Regions from separate parts of the Homo sapiens genome. Here region 1 is linked to region 2. The links are chromatin loops, found by intact Hi-C in ENCODE. Cell type or tissue: heart right ventricle. All regions are shown on one strand. Links, peaks and the distances in the headings refer to the core of each region. The heading gives the core; the rest is flanking DNA. Region 1 overlaps KIT (KIT proto-oncogene, receptor tyrosine kinase). Region 2 has its middle 100 kb from the start of LINC02358.

The links. A loop is a pair of places that touch in the nucleus more often than their neighbours do. Peaks named below come from ENCODE experiments on the same cell type or tissue, not always from the same donor. Only the 100,000 strongest peaks of a DNase experiment are listed, where the experiment ranks them.
Region 1: it touches region 2 in a loop (2.8-fold over the local background); 13 of 110 quality-filtered maps call a loop at or near these places.

The regions. Positions count from the first base shown.
Region 1 is chr4:54,680,869-54,686,247 of GRCh38, reverse strand. The region is part of intron 1 of KIT (KIT proto-oncogene, receptor tyrosine kinase); the gene reads right to left. Among named protein-coding and RNA genes, the nearest start is that of KIT, 26 kb to the right of the region's middle. In heart right ventricle, for the core only: a CTCF peak has its summit at 2,450 (motif pointing left); a DNase peak (open chromatin) is centred at 2,447.
Region 2 is chr4:54,943,892-54,949,270 of GRCh38, reverse strand. No RefSeq gene overlaps it. Among named protein-coding and RNA genes, the nearest start is that of LINC02358, 100 kb to the right of the region's middle. In heart right ventricle, for the core only: a CTCF peak has its summit at 3,209; no DNase peak of the experiment used is centred there; H3K27ac peaks cover 779 bases.

The DNA of each region.
Region 1 (5,379 bases), core at 105-5,104, 260 kb after region 2:
CATTACAGCATATTTAGTTTTTTTTTTTAAGTAGCTCCTTAAGTATATTTCAAGGTTGGTCTAAAGATGATGAACTAATTGACACAGGGGAATCACAGAACAGAGAAATAAAGCTAAAGCTAGAGTGTCAGTAATTAATGGCAAACAAGGCTGGATCAGTAACAAAGCAAGCACTTGTGTAACGTGTCCTTATTGATGAAATGGGAATTGAGCTCCTATCATTTGGCCTGGGAATACAAAGAAGGGGCTCACAGCCCAGTGGGGAAGACAGACTCACATAATTACCATACAATGAAGCAAGTACAGGCTAAAACAGGGCAGAGTATTATGTAGAACTGAGCTGGGAAACTAAGGCAGTGGGCAAGTGGAGAAGGCTCAGAAAAAGATTCCTAGGGCTCAAAACAAGTGATGTGTGCAGCCAGGCTGAGGGGTAGAAGAGGAGAAAGGTCTATCACTTGGGTCAGGGGAGAAGGGAGAGACATTCAAGACCAAATATCACAGAACTAGTGGAGTCAGTGCCTAGGAGTCACAAAATCATTCAGAATTGCTGCCGGTGTGAGGCTAGAGAGGGACAGAGGGCAGAACCCCCGGAGGCCTCCTCCGTCATGGTAAGGGGGTGAGCTGCAGATGTATGTTTTAGGAGGACTCCTCTGGGAGCAGTGAAGGACAGTGCAAGGGGAACAGAATTGGAGAAAGGTCAGCCAGGAGACAACCAGTCAGCGACCCAGAAAAGAGCTGATGAGGGCATCAACCAGAGGTGGTGGGATGAAGGGGAGGGGTGGCTTTATGCCAGGTGAGCCTGGGACCTTGGGTGGGCTGGCCCTGGACAGTGAAGAAGCAAGGAGAAAAATATCCCTGGTTTTGTCTTACATGATGGGGAGATGGGGTGCCAATAGATTGGAGGGGTAAAACAGATTTTGAGGCATTTGGCCCAGCAGGCAGCAGCAAAAAGGTTCTGGAAACTGGAGGCAGGAGGTGGGGTATATCCACAGATATACTCTGGAGTCTTACTGGCACACAGAGGGTGGTAGTGGTGTCCATGAAATCCCCCAGGGAGGGAGTGGAGACTACAAAGAACAGAGGGGCCAGGGAGAAATGACAAGGCCCAGGGTGGCTGAAGTAGGATAGAGATGACAATGACTCCACTGCTAAAGGAGAACCAGGAAATTCCAGATCAGACAGTGCACAGGGCCTTCTATAGAAGGTTGGTGCAAAAGTAATTGTGGTTTTTGCCATTACTTTGAATGGCAAAATAGATGGACACTAGAACCTCAGGACAAGGTAGTAGGTTGGGGAGCAGAGAAGGATGGGGAACCCACCCTCAAGTCTCCAGGGCACAGGACTGGCCACTGACAGCAGTGAGGAGAAACAATCATAGAACTCATACACTCATTAGCAATCCCAGCTGCATGTCGGAACCACCAGAGCTTTGCCCACAGTAGTCAAACCAGGATCTCTAGATGCAGGGCCTGGCAACTGGTACAGCAGAAGCAGGCCCGGCCATTGGTATGGCAGAAGTGGGACATGGAAGAAGGGAGCTTTGTCGTGCTGCCGGGGGAGCAGCAACTGTGGGGACTGGCTGGTGTCAGGGAGGAGTTTGGGGGAGGAGGTGGAGGGAGGACCCTCGGAGTCAGTGAGTGTGGGGGACAGTGCCTGATGGCAGCATGAAGACACAGGGTGCTTCCAGAAGGCTCAGAATGAAGAGTTGGGGAGATGAACATCCACAGAGGAAGATGGCAATAAAGAAAGAAGGAACTGAGGGGAGGGATAGCCAGAGGGATGACTAGAAGGGCTCCTAAGTTGACCTGCCCAGGAGCTGATGCATGTGTCCATAAGGTGCAGAAGCCCATTTTGGGCTCAAGCCCCCCTTTTTTTGGACCTACTCTTTTCAGGAGACTCTCAGTGGTACAAAGGAGCCCATGGTACATGTGGGTCCCACATTTCCAAGGACATGTGAGACGAAGTGTTTCCCAGGTTCGCCAAGGCTAGAGAGGGATGTCACACTGCACACAAAGGCACATCCTTTGCAGCGGAGGCAGTCAGGCTGCACCACCCCACCCCACCCCACCCCACCCACACACCTCTGTGTGGGCGTTCAACCTGGGTGGATTCACCTGTGGTTTGGGCCCTTCCTGCCTCTGCTACTGAGTAGTTTCCTCCTCAGGGCCAAGTCAGCCCTTCAGTTTTCTGCCTTAAACCACACGGACATAGTGCCAAGGTATCATTTGTGCCGATCCCACCTTTCCTGTAGCATTTTCATGTTCTGCTTTTCTGTCTTTTATTTTTGTGATCTCTGGGCAAATCAGACAGACTTCATTCTCTGCAATGAAGCATTTCCCCACTCAGATTCCTCAACATTGCCCAGCTGGGAGATTCATTTTAGTGCAACCCTCACCTTGACTCATTCCTTCCACCAGTTCCCAATTCACAAGCGTGCCACCTGGTGGCAAAAGAAGATGCCCTTGGGCTGCTTCTGCTTTTTGAACAGCACTCCCAAGATAGAGAACATGTTAAATGTTCTGTGTGCTTCTAAGGAAACTTACTAAGAGGACCCAGCAGCAACGACTCAAGCTTCCAGTGAGTGTGTTTTAGAGACAGGACATCTGTCAAAGCTTTTCTCAGGCTGGAGAAGACAAGCAAAATTATTAAATGTTTGGTGTCTGTTAAATATTTAATATTTGTATATATTAGATGAAATGTATAAATGCATACTTTTGCAGGTAGTTACACTTGGGTTTTGGGGGTTTTGTCTTCCCCACCCCCCCACCTTTTGGTGGAGAACGAGGTCTCACTATGTTGCCCAGGCAGATCTCGAACTCCTGGGCTCACGCTATTCTCCTGCCTCTGCCTTCCTAAGTGCTGGAATTACAGGTGTGAGCCACCGCGCCCGGCCATAACTGCATACTTTTGCTCTTAAGCAATTAGTGAAGGATGTGAAGGGGAAAATATATACTGGTAGAGACATAGCAGTTCTGGATTCTAAATCATTAGGCAAGTTACTTAGGTTCTCTAGGCCTTGTTTTTCTCATTTGACAAAGTAAAGAGTCTAAAGCCACTAACAATTCTAAGATCTGTAATTAAATGCTTAGAAGAAATAAATGCTGAGGTGATGGGATAACCCCAATTATCCTGATTTAATCATCCTACATTGTATGTTTGGAATTAAACACATAGGCCCCATCGGAAGGTTAAGACAGGCCGGGCACAGTAGCTCACACCTGTAATCCCAGCACTGTGGGAAGCTGAGGCGGGAGGATCACTTGAGACCAGGAGTTTGAGACCAGCATGGTCAATATGGTGAAACCCCGTCTCTACTAAAAATACAAAATTTAGCCAGGTGTGGTGTAGCATGCCTGTAATCCCAGCTACTCAGGAGGCTGAGGCACAAGAATCGTTTGAACCAGGGAGGCAGAGGTTGCAGTGAGCCGAGATTGCGTCACTGCACTCCAGCTCGGGTGACGGGGCGAGACTCTGTCTTCTAAAAAAAAAAAAAAAAACGGTCAAGACAAAGAAATATCGGCCGGGCGCAGTGGCTCACATCTGTAATCCCAGCACTTTGGGAGGCCGAGGCAGATGGATCACTTGAGGTTAGGAGTTCAAGACCAGTCTTGGCCAATATGCTGAAACCCTGTCTCTACTAAAAATACCAAAAAAATTAGCCGGATATGGTGACATGTGCCTGTAATCTCAGCTTAGGAGGCTGAGGGAGGAGGATCACTTGAACCTGGGAGGTGGAGGTTACAGTGAGCCAAGACTGTGCCACTTCACTCTAGCCTGGGAAATAGAGCAAGACTCCACCTCAAAAAAAAAAGAAAAAAAAGACAAAGAAATCTCTTACATTAATAAAAATTCAGTGCTTGGGCCAGGCACGGTGGCCCATGCCTTTAATCCCAGAAATTTGGGAGGTCAAGGCGGGAGGATTGCTTACCCAGGAGCTCAAGACCAGCTTGTGCAATGTGGCTAAACATCATCTCTGCAAAAAATACAAAAATTAGTCAGGCATGGTGGCATGTGCCTGTACTCCCAGCTCCTTGGGAGGCTAAGGTGGGAGGATCGCTTGAGCCCAGGAAGTTGAGGCTGCAGTGAGCTGTGATCGTGCCACTACACTCCAGCCTGGGAGACAAAGAGAGATCCAGTCTCAAAAAAAAAAAAAAAAAGAAAATTCAGTTCTTGTACATAGAAAGCACTCAAATGTTTGTGGCAAGAATGAATAGCAGTGATTCTCTTATAATATAAATATATAACTAAACATCTACTTTGTTTTTGTTTGTTTTTGAGATGGAGTCTCGCTTTCCCAGGCTGGAATGAAGTGGCACGATCTCGGCTCACTGCAACCTCCGCCACCATGCCCAGCTAATTTTTGTATTTTTAGTAGAGTCAGGTTTTCGCCACGTTGGCCAGGCTGATCTCGAACTCCTGGCCTCAGGTGATCCACCCGACTTGGCCTCTCAAAGTGCTAGGATTACAGGTGTGAGCCACCATGCCAGGCCTACTTTGTTTTTATACTACTCTTTGGACACAGAATTAGAATAAGGACCTAAACATGAAATTTGACTTACGGCTCTGACATCTTATAATTAACTATGAAGATGCAAGTATCATTCGACACTCAAAGACGGACCTTTCTCAGCTAATTATGTGGTCAGACTTCTCCTAGATACACACACCTTACCAGCAGCAAAGACCTTCATAGGACTACTTAATATATTCTCTTCTCACTCACTCATCCTAACAAAAATACAACCTAATGCTTGAGGAAAGACCTCCCCTTTTGATCTCAGAGACAGACTAAGAGGAAACCTTTCTCTGCCATTATGAAGTCAGTCTTTGGGGAGTTGGATAAGGTCTGGATGTGACAAGCAAAATATACTGGGATCCATCCCTGAGCAGAAAGGAGGAACTTTCTCATTTCCAGTGGGTTCTTCCCAACAGCCCAGCACAGTCCCCCGTTTCCCCGCACCCCCCACCCCATCCCCGCTGCCGTAAATATGTAGATTTCTGTGTTTTGATTTCTGGAAAGCACATATTGAAACATGAACCAGAAAAGCACTAAGGATTGGAATCCAATAAACACCAGAACAAGGCCCTCACCATCTGTGAAGTTTGGGGTCGGGGTAGCGAGCTCGTCCCTTCTTTGAACATTTTCTTCCTTCACTTAAAGAACAATTCAGAACAAAGTAAAAAGAAACAGGTCAAAAGAGCATGGCAAAGGTCAGCCACACTAGTCAAAGACTTCACCCCCCCAAGACCTAGGACATACAAAAGGGAGCCCTGGTGCAGTCTCACCTCCGAGCAGATCCTCCTGGCTGCACACTCCACAAACAGATGGGCATCACCAGATTCTTGCAACAAGATCCTGCAGGAGGACCTGACAAGTGC
Region 2 (5,379 bases), core at 87-5,086:
AACCTATGAATGTGACCTCATTTGGAAAAGGGGGTTTTGCAGATGTAATTAAGGATCTTGAGATGAAGAGAACATCCTGCATTATCTAGATGGGCCCTGAATCTAATGTCGAGTGTCCTCACAAGAGACATGAGAGATTTGACAGGCAGCAGAGGAGGAGGCAATGTGACCATGGAGCCAATGATTGGAGTGGTGTGACCACAAACCAAGGAGTGCTTGAAGCTGCCAGAACCTGGAAGAAGCAAAGAACTGAATCTCCCCTAGAGCCTTTGGAGGAAATGAGGCCCTGCCAATACCTTGATTTTGAACTTCTGGCCTCCAGAACTGTGAGAGAATAAATTCCTATTTAAAACCACCCAGTCTGTGGTAATTTGTTATAGCAGCCACAAAAAAATTAATCCAGTGTCTACTCAGTTGTGTGGACATCTCCAATGAGGATGTACAGAGAAACCATATCTTGTAGAAGTCCACAGAGGAAAGAAAGAGGGAATTTACTGGACTTTCTCTCATTCCCTATTTGCCTTTGGTCAAATTTTACTCCACGGGGGAATTGACTCTTCTCATATCTCCCAGCAATACCTGGCTTTGCTGGGAGCTGCTTGGGAAGCCAGAACCTTAAGGTGAAATGTTTCATTCAAAACCAGGAGTGGCAAAACAACAACAAAAACCTAGAAACAGAAGGCCACATGGCTAATGAGCCTTGGGATACAGCAGTCCCTACAGGGAGGGTCTGACCCTCTTGGCAAGCAACCCCAAATGCTGAAACTGCTCAGGCCCAAATGGATCTGGTGGGTCTCTATAGAGTGAGAAAAAGCCAGTGGCCAAGGGGCCCAGAAATGATGGTACCAAGGGGATCTGAGGAGGGACAGAAAACATGCCTGATGAGAATCACAAACACTCAACCTCACCATTTCAGTCACAATGACTTTATCTAGTGTCCACTGTGTGCAAAACATTCCTGGCATGAAATTCTTTCTGTTAACCAAGTTGTGACAGGTATTGTAGGAAGGCTCATTCAACATACAATCCCAACTCCCTCTCCCTTGCCTTCTTTCACTGTAAAGTCTGGGAAGGTTCATACTTTATTTTTTAGCTTCTCTGACAAATCATAGTGGCCACGCAGTTTTGGCCAATAGACGTAGGCAGCTGTGTATTGGAGAGGTTATTTCTTCCTGAAGCCTCACAGAGATAAATTCCTATCTCCTACTGCTTCTTCCTGCCTGGGGTGCCGTAGCCATCATGTAACCATGGGTCTAATACATAAAAAGAGGCCAAAAAGAATCCTAAAGACATGTGTCTGGATGCCACTGAACTGTGGAACCAGCACCAGCAGCTGTCTATCCTTTGACTTCTTGCTGTGTGTGTATATTAGTTAGTTAGGACTGTCATAACAAAATACCACAGACCGGATGCCTTAAGCAACAGAAATTTGCTTTCCCATGGTTCTGGAGGCTAGAACTCCAAGATCAAGCTGTTGGTATTGGCAGATTTGATTTCTTCTGAGGCCTTTCTCTGTGGCTTGCAGATGGCTATTTTTAATGGGTACATCCCCAGTGCCTCTTTGTATGTCCAAATTTCCTCTTATGAGGGCACCAGTCAGATTGGATTGGGCCATGATGGTCAATATTACATGTCAACTTGACTACGCTGCTGGGTTCCCAGATAGTTGGTCAAACATTATTCTGGGTGTGTCTGTGAGGGTGGTTCTGAATGAAATTAACATTTAAATGGGTAAACAGAATAAAATGATTGCTGTTCCTGATGTAAGTGGGCTTCATTCAATCAGTTGCAGGCCTGAAGAGAACAAAGAGGCTGGCCCTTCCATAAGTACAGGAGAATTCTTCCTGCCTGATGGCCTTTGAACTGAAACATCAGCTTTCTTCCAGCCTTTGGACTCTAACTGAAACATTAGCTCTTTCTGGGCCTTTAGATTGGAATTTATTTACACCATCAGCTTTCCTAGTTCTTAGGCATTGGAACTCAGACTGGAATTCACACATGGGCTCTCCTGGGTCTCCAGTTTTCCTGCTCATCCTGTAGATTTTGGACCTTAGAACCTACCAGCCTCCAAAATTGTGTGAACCAATTCCTTACAGTGTGTGTGTGTGTGTGTGTGTGTGTGCATCTCTGTGTGTGTGTACATACCCTAATGGTTCTGCTTCTGTGGAGAATTCTGAATAATAAAGGGCCCAGCCAAGGGCCATGATTCATTTTAACTCAGTCACCTCTCTAAAGGCCCTGTCTCCAAATACAGCCACGTTCTGAGGTTGTGGGGATTAGGGATCCAACATATGAATTTGGGCAGGACTCAGTTCAGTTCCATAACAGTAAGTAAACAGTCCTTTATTTGTTTAAGCTACTGTTACTTGCAGCTGAGAACATACTTAACTGCTTGCACAAGGTGTAGATTCACATACTAAATTTGATACTTCACAAGAAAGTGTTTGGTTATGTTTCCTATTAGCATGTACCAGTTTCTTCCATCTTTGAAGAGTCATTTAGTGGTTAGAACCTGGGCTTGGGAAAAAGTAGGTCTTAAAGGGGATCTGTTTGATGACCAGCTTTCGGGGCATCTCCCAACCATGCCTCTGTTTGTCCCTTGCCAGCTAATATTAAAATAACGCTACATGCCCTTGATGTGAAAGTCATTCCCATATGGAGTCATCATCTGGGCTTGGGGGTGGAGCTGGGGAGTTCGGCATCCATGGAGAGGCAGCTCTTTTTAGCCAAACGTATTGAAATGTCCTGATGTGTGCTTCCCAGCCGATGTCAGCTGCTAATCCGTATGAATTAATGCTGTAATAATTGGGCCGTATTCAGCAAGCACTAATTTCTTTCACTACATCAAATCAAGCCTCATGATTGTTTCGAAATAAACATGCCATACCCAGAATGTTGAATCTCCACTCCAGCAGCTGGGTTCCGAACAGATCTGGAAAGGTCTGGCAAGGAGGCTGGGTTGACCAATGGTAGGACTCATTCCTGAGAGTGGACTTCCAGACACTATCATTTTAGACCTGATTGGACCCAATTACATTTTAAAGATGAAAGGAAGCCAGGTTTTTTTTCTGCACAGTGTTCAAATTCACTCAGGAAACATCCTTCAGTGCTTCCGTCTTCTTCCAGAGCCTACACCTAGACAGCATAAAAGAAAACAGCCTAGCCGCTAATATCTCCAAATGAGCTGTCATTACCAATGCCTTGCTCATGGTGTCACTGGAGTGAGACCATGAGAGAGAATATTTCAAAGATTCACAGGTCAGACTGCAAATAAACCTCAGAGGAAGTGTCTAACAGACACTTACAGGCAAGAAAACAGGAAAACTGAAGCAGGAGAGGGCGAGAGGGCAAGGAGCGCGGGATGCTGGCCTTTACACTGCCTGCAGGAGGGGGAAAAGAACTAAATCTAGGATGATGAGATAGGCGGTAGACAAGACTGATGAGTTATGCTACAAAGAGTGTGGGGTGACTCTCCAAATAACATATTTAGCAGATCAGTGGGAATGTAAGATGTCTCACTGTAGTCAACTGGCGATGCTTTTAGTAGAATCACGGATGTCAATATTGCAATCTCCCTTCTCTTTCACTCATACACTCTCATGTTAATGAGCACCTTCTCCAGGCCGGGTCCTGTGCTTGATCCTGGGGAACAAAGCAGATACAGGTCCTGCCTTCCCTCCCCTCCTCTCCTATCCTTTCCCATCCTGTACCCTTCTCTTTCTCTCCCTCCCTCCCTCCTCCTCTGCCAGATCCTTCCTTCTTCCTCTCCCCTCTATGCCTAGGGTCTAAATAAATTTGGGGGAAGATTAATATTCTGTTCAGTGGAACCATTGTTTGCTAACCACTTACTAATTAATTTTCCAAATAAGCAATGCAGGACTGAATTGCACATCTTTTCTCACAGCAGTTGTTATGTGTAGACATAAGGATCTCCCCGCTCCCCACCCTGGGGTGCCTCCATCAATCTCTCCCCCCATGTTTGCTGCTTCGCACTCCACTCCCCATGAGCTGCTTATCTATCCACAAGCTTATAATGTCAGTGCCTTCTAAAGCTTCTTTAGAGTTCCCTCCTCTTCCCTTCTGTCCTCATCCTGTCAGTCAGGATGAAGAAAATTAAGTTGTGTAAGTCTGTACATTTCTCTGTGATCCCAGTTTCCAGGCCCTAGAGCTGTCTGGGAGCTGCTAGGTCACCTGGGTCTGGATTCAGATGGGAGACGTAAAAAGCCGCAGGAGCTCTGCGAAATAGGTGCCAGTGTGTCCCCAAAGCTCCAATTTTCTAGTCCATAACTTGGAAAGCAGAAAGAAAGCTGTGAATCAAAGCTCCAAGGAAATTGTTTATAGCAATGGTGTCAATGAACCAGAACCGAAAGCAGGATGAGGCTCCCAGGCCACCTTCTACTCTTAGGAGCTGTGCTGCAACATACGGTGTGTAGGTCGTGCACTGCACAATAGGCTCAGTGGAGAGGGCAGCTCCCTTTCAGCTCTCCCAGCCCAGCCAGGGGCTCTTTGCAGAGCTGCATTTACCACATGGAAGGGGGATCTTGTTATGCACTTGCCTAGCTGTTGGCCCTAGGGTTCATCTGCTTAGAGAGGCACCTTTTTTTCAGATTCACACAGAGGGACCATATATGCCTACTCTGATTACGAGAAGAACAAAATTACAAACCGATTGACTTTTTAAAGTGGTTTTTTAAAAAATTAAATTGCTTTTAAGGTGTGTTTTAGAATTATTATACATTCAGTGCTATCTCTAATACCTTTCCTATTTGATACTATAGTGATAATAGCTCCCATTTATGTGAACACTGTAGATGCCTGGTGTTGCACTGGGGGCCTGAATCTATTATTTATGATTCTTCCTCCCCTGCCTGCTTTTGCTGTGGTTCACTACAGGGAGAATATTCCTCCTACTTCATTGAATTTGGCCTTGGCCCTGGCCCTGTGATGTTTTGGCCCATGGAATGTGGGCAGAAGTAACAATGTTCTGGTCTTATAGACCAGCTGAGTCTATAAGAGGCATGGTGAGTTGCTGCCAGTCCTCTTGAGGTTCTATCTTCTGCCATGAGAGAAAAGCATGCCACCAGGCAATTGTCACCCTTTGACCTGAAATCGAGACGTGTAAAGCAGACCTGAAACAGACCCAAGCCTAGAGGCCAGAAAAGCTCAGGCAAGAGCAGCTGGGTACATCTAAACTACAGTGAATGGAAACATGAATACAACATGAATATTCATTATTTCAAGTCATGGAGAATGGGGGAATTATTTGTTATGCAGCATCACAGTAATAGTGGACACCTATGATGTGTTTTTTTTTTAAAAAAAGACAAATTGTCACAACCACTCTTTATGTACAGTATTTCCATTTTACATAAAGGAAAA